2 separate regions of the Homo sapiens genome follow, and region 1 is linked to region 2. The links are chromatin contacts, found by Hi-C or POLR2A ChIA-PET in ENCODE. All regions are on one chromosome and are shown on one strand. The core of a region is the stretch at or near the end of the contact, and the rest is flanking DNA. Distances in the headings are between cores, read along the strand shown.

Region 1 (2,700 bases), core at 176-2,675, 92 kb after region 2:
CCAAACCCCAGAACTAGAATAATGTGAAAATATTTCTACTTAAGAGAAATGATTAAAATTAATATGGTGGTTAAAAAAAAATACTCATTTTATTGGCACTTACTATAAAAATTCCTAGAAATTAAATACTGCATAGTTTTCAAAATTTACCAATTAGAGATAAATAATATAAAATAAACAAAGTGTTTATTTTATATTGCCGTGGTAACTCTAATTTTCATACACTGTCTTTCTTGTTTGAGTTCCATACTGACTGCGTTCCATACTGATGATCCAATGGGGAAGCCAAAATCTTAGGGGCCAAATTCCTCCATGCAAGCTGAGGAAGGAGGTTAGGAGGACACAAGAGGGTTGACAGTCACAGAAATTGGAAAAGGAGGAAATTAAGAAGTAAATATTAGTTTTAATTTAAAATTAAAGAAATTATTTTCATTTGAACAAAACAAAGTTTAAAATATTGTGCTTAAAGTCTTTAATACTAATGTAGGATAACTATTCTCACTTAATATTTCACATTTTTATATTAACCTCTACAAAATCAAAGTAAGGAAAAGTTTTGCTAACATCAGGTGATTAACAGTTAAGTATGTGATTAATATCCAATCAAAATTTATATAGAAAAGATTTTTTTAAAATGTTATCTATTTAATGATGAAAAACTGAAAATCCTTTACATACTACACATACATGGACATGTTTCATACACAGATGGTATGATGATTTTTAAGACAAAGTATCAATGTACAAGATAAAAATAAGGACAAAGTCTATTACATTGAAACAACCATTTTAATTTACTTTGCACTGAAAAAGTACACATTTTGTATACCTTTCATTAGACAAAATCTCAGGAGGCACATCTTCAGGTTTTCTGTCTAATTCCTTTTCTTTAAATGTTTGTTCTTCAACTTCTCCTTGGTTTTCATTTCCATTCTGTTTAAGTTTGTGTAAAGGAAGAGAGGAGAAGACAGAAAGAAAACCTGTCAACTTGGAAACAGCATGTCATTCTTCTATATTGGTATGAGATAAAATAGAAACCTCTGTGCACAAAATTGATACTGGTTGGTATAATATTTAACTACACTCGAGATTAGTGTTATCAAAAGAGGATAAAACATTCTCGTACACAAATAAAAAATTTTAATGGGTTCAAATTATCCATGCTGTAGTGCAACAATAAAGTTTGTTAGGTTCTCTTTGGTGAAACAATACTTGCTGTTAACAGAATGTCAGATTCAAATTACCTTAAATGAAATGTAAGGCATTTTGACTCCACCTACCTTACACACATGCAGTCACAAATATGTTAAGCTCAGTACCTATAAAAGAATACATCTCATACCAACAACAAAGACAAACAAATCCTACTGAATTGGTGATCCATTGCTCCTAGGTGGGGCAAAGTCCATACTACCTGTGTTTGCGTACTGCTGTTGCGCAGCTCACAACACAGCTTCTCTCTTCCAGCTAAAGACAGCTGCTTTAGTGCTTCCAGCTCCTCTAAAAGCACCCTCTCTCTCTCTGAAACCAGGTTTTCATTATCTATGGAGGATCTCTAAATAAGAAAAAAGGTCATGAAAGAATACTGTTTGTGATAGAGAAAAAGGGTAGAAATATTAAGCAGATTTCTTTTAACCCCCGGGACCAACAGGCCCTGGTTCTACTTATGATTCATATTCCATCGTAAGGGGTTAAAAGTATATACAAAGATCAATGCAAAATTTAAAATATTTTTTAAAAGCCAATTAAGTCTATATATTCAGGAATTTGTGCAGTTCAATTAATTTTTGTCAATTTTGCATTGAAAATTAAGAAGTTTGAATTCACAAAATGCAATGAAGAAAAGCAAAGTTAATTTTTCCAAATAATGTTTTATGCTCAGCTCCCAATTATCTTATTATTTTATGTTTGAAAGAATACTGTTAATAGTTATCTCTAGATATTTATTATCTCTCTTAGCTTCAGTTTTCAAAATTAAATTCAATAAGTTTTCATAAGAACTTCTACATAAATATTTCTTGCTTTTCTGCAATGGTTTTGTGAGTATATTTTATACAGCAGTTGACAAGAATCCAGCTCCCAAATACCAAGAAGTATTTAAATTTAGTCAAGAAAGGGATAAGAATGTTAAATAAATTTGCATTTCTCAAATCAAGAAGAGATGTTTCCCTGGAAAGAGTTTCAGAAGCATACTACTTCCGATTTCCATTCATGATTAAAAAGATGGATTAAAGACAGATAAAGGTAAACCTTCGAGATGCTAATTGGTGGACTCACAAAACTATAAATGAAGATAGTAAAACTGAATGATAGTAACTGCATAATGGAGCACCTCAGCACAATGTTATTTCCAAAATGTCAAAGTGAGTTTGCTATATATGGCTAATGGAATGATTTAAAAGAAAAAAACAAAACCGTGTAGCCACTTTTCCAGTGCTTGAAAAAGGAGTTAAATAAAATGACAGAAAGACAATGCCCACTCCAAGGTTGAGATAGGTGTCCCTAACAAGATCTAAAGCTGCTGTCTTAGTATAGAGTGTGTTCCTGATGCTAAATATATGTAGTTTATTCAGATTTCGGCAAAAAAAAAAAAAAATTATGGCTACATAAAAAATACTGTTGTTTTAATTGGGGATCTGGTTCAAGTTGGTGTTTGGAAAAAAAAATAACTGGGGAGAGAAAGGGGACTACAAGACCCTT
Region 2 (2,769 bases), core at 114-2,613:
AGTTACGTGTTGCATGAAGTGTACTTGCAGAAGCAAGAACAAAGGCAGTAAATTACTCTTACATTTGTTACACCATATGTCTTACGTCCTTGGGAATACATGCTTTTGTAACACTTGCTAATCAGTTTTGTGACTTTACAGCAGCGCTAGGGAGGGAAGCAAGAACTCGCTGTGCCTCAAGGAATGTGAAACGATGGAACACAGATAAGCCTCTCCACGCATAGGGGAGAAATAAGCAGTTAATATACTCTTAACCCAGGCCTTGGGTAGGGGAGGTGCTATATTACATTCTACCTCAAAGGAAAAGAATATACTTCTTGATTAGTATACTTATAAAATTCATTAATTTCCCTTTCACTGGATATTCCTACTAATTCCCCCAGGGCCTTGCAGTTTTGTCTCATTCGCTGCTCTATCCCCTAGCTTAGCACAAAACCTAGTTCTTAACATTGATTAAATAAATGAATCCGGTCAGGTGCTCCCGTGGGTGATCTGGAAGGAGTTAAATTTGGTAGTCATGGGAGACGCTTCTGTGAAGCCATAGGAGCGAAGATTGATTGTGGCGGCAGGACTGAACTCAGCTTCTGAATCTTTCTAGCCGCTAAACCTACAGACTAAGTGGCGTCCTTGGGGAATGCTGCCTCAAACGGCTCGCGACGTCCTAAAACATGTACATTTATTTTGGAAAATCTGTTTTCGTAAAACCTAGCATACTTAATCACCAACATTTGTTAACTTCATGGTGGCATATTAATACCTGTCAGGTTGATTTTAGTTGGAGTGGGACGGGGCTGACCTCACCGTCCTACCCTTCGGTATGAGGCCGGCGTCTTCACGACCTCGCTTTTCACAACCCCAGTCCCCGAGGGCTTATTTGGGGCTGTCGGAGTCCCCAAGACGTGGCCCCGGAGAAGGGTGAGGTGCCACAGTTCGAGGTGCCCCAGTACCCTGCGTCCGGACAGGGGGCGGTGCTCACGCCCAAGGCCCCGCTGACGCGATGTAGGCCGAGATCACCTCAGGCGCTCGCGGTGCAATCACAGAGCGCGCCGTCGCCGCTCGAGCTCGCCCTGAGATCCCTCCGCTCAGCGCCTTCAACGCCGTGTCCCGGCACCCCGCACCCGGGCACACAAAAAACGGGTCGCCCGCGATTCTCAGGGATTGATCGCCTCTTCAGGTAAGTTATCTTCCGGCCCCGTACCACTGTGCCACAGGCGCAGCCCGCTTCCTCAGGTGCCCTATCCCGCGCAAGAAGACCACGGCTTCACAGAGTGTTATTTAAGGGGCGTGGCCAGCGGAACATCCCGCCCCATTCTGTGACGCACGGGGTGGCGCGCGTGGGACCCGAGGGGTGGGGCTGGGTTTAGTAGGAGACCTGGGGCAAGGCCCCCTGTGGACGACCATCTGCCAGCTTCTCTCGTTCCGTCGATTGGGAGGAGCGGTGGCGACCTCGGCCTTCAGTGTTTCCGACGGAGTGAATGGCGGCGGCGGCTGGGATGCTGCTGCTGGGCTTGCTGCAGGCGGGTGGGTCGGTGCTGGGCCAGGCGATGGAGAAGGTGACAGGCGGCAACCTCTTGTCCATGCTGCTGATCGCCTGCGCCTTCACCCTCAGCCTGGTCTACCTGATCCGTCTGGCCGCCGGCCACCTGGTCCAGCTGCCCGCAGGGGTGGTACGTACATTCTTTAGGGTCTGAGTGGGGCGCGCGCCGCAGCTGAGGCGGCCGAAGGGCTGGCGTGGGCGGCTCCGTGGCCCCGACCGGCTCAGTGGATGGCAAGGGCGGGGGCGACTGCGGCCATGCTTGGCGTGGCTTTGGTGGCAGGCGCGCTGGGGGCTGGAGTAGTGGCTGCGGCGGCGGCACTGCTGCTGGTGGCGCTGGCTGTAGCACCCGCCATTGCCTTGTGTTGGGGGGCGGTGCTGGCCTCCCCGGCTGTGTATCTGATCCTAGACGGGGTCGTGGTTGCGGCATTTGTGGTTGTAGCGGTCTGTACTGACCGCAGCAGTGGTGCCCCTAGTGGCGGTGGCTGGATTGGCGGCTGTGGGTTTGAACGACCCGGTGGTCGTTGGGGCCCTTGGTGGGGGTCCTGACGGAGATGCTGTTGGCAGCTGGCCCGTCATCCTGGAGGCTGCCCTGTGTGGTTCAGTGTTCTGTGGGCTGTAGCAGTGCCCCTAATGGTGGTTTATACCCATATTAAGGAGGATGTGTAGAGTGTGGTAATGGTAGTGACTGGAGTGTGGTAAGGGCCTTCCTCTGATGCTAATAATGTAACAGTTTCTCGGCCGGGAGCAGTGGCTCACGCCTGTAATCCCAGCACTTCGGGAGGCCGAAGCGGGCGGATCACCTGAGGTCAGGAGTTCCAGACCAGCCTGAACAACATGGAGAAACCCCATCTCTACTAAAATACAACAAAACAAAACAAAAATTAGCTGGATGTGGTGGCACACGCCTGTAGTCCCAGCTGCTTGGGAAGCTGAGGCCCGAGAATCACTTGAACCTAGGAGGCGGAGGTTGCAGTAAACCGAGATTGCGCCACTGGACTCCAGTCTGGGCGACAGAATGAGACTCCGTCTCAAAAAAAAAAAAAATCATTTTCTTCAATTTAACAGCCTTATTAACCTAGCTTTCAATCTCCCAAATGTTATTTGATTGTGCCTTTTACAGTCAGCAATAAGTAGCTTTTGAAAACTACCCTTTTACTGACAATGCAATGTACAAACTTTTGACCAAGTAGCTTTTAAAATAATTTTTGTTTGAACCATACCAGGCATAAGAA

What was found. A loop is a pair of places that touch in the nucleus more often than their neighbours do. ChIA-PET counts read pairs that join two places held with the same protein, here RNA polymerase II (POLR2A). Pooled maps may share reads with other maps.
Region 1: a map of prostate gland shows a loop between it and region 2 (4-fold over the local background). The contact joins the enhancer-like site here to the promoter of CYP51A1 in region 2. A Hi-C loop is called at or near these places in 1 of 168 maps with a recorded cell type or tissue (prostate gland) and 3 of 50 pooled maps. POLR2A ChIA-PET finds 5 or more read pairs at or near these places in 3 of 52 experiments (A673, Caco-2 and Panc1).

Annotation. Positions count from the first base shown.
Region 1 is chr7:92,040,901-92,043,600 of GRCh38, reverse strand. AKAP9 (A-kinase anchoring protein 9) reads right to left here. Exons shown (of 50, transcript NM_005751.5): 19 at 1,415-1,555; 20 at 830-933. Among named protein-coding and RNA genes, the nearest start is that of CYP51A1, 92 kb to the left of the region's middle. RefSeq lists a silencer at 1,272-1,566 and an enhancer at 1,272-1,566. Within about 2 kb of position 1,425, at least 3 of the 41 ENCODE cell types and tissues checked have a DNase peak (open chromatin) inside an H3K27ac peak, as active enhancers do.
Region 2 is chr7:92,133,071-92,135,839 of GRCh38, reverse strand. It overlaps CYP51A1 (cytochrome P450 family 51 subfamily A member 1), which reads left to right and starts at 1,363. Exons shown (of 10, transcript NM_000786.4): 1 at 1,363-1,667. The coding sequence starts at 1,476. It overlaps CYP51A1-AS1 (CYP51A1 antisense RNA 1), which reads right to left and starts at 1,277. Exons shown (of 3, transcript NR_122110.1): 1 at 758-1,277. RefSeq lists enhancers at 375-1,201, 738-1,397, 1,768-1,817, 1,978-2,027, 1,202-2,028.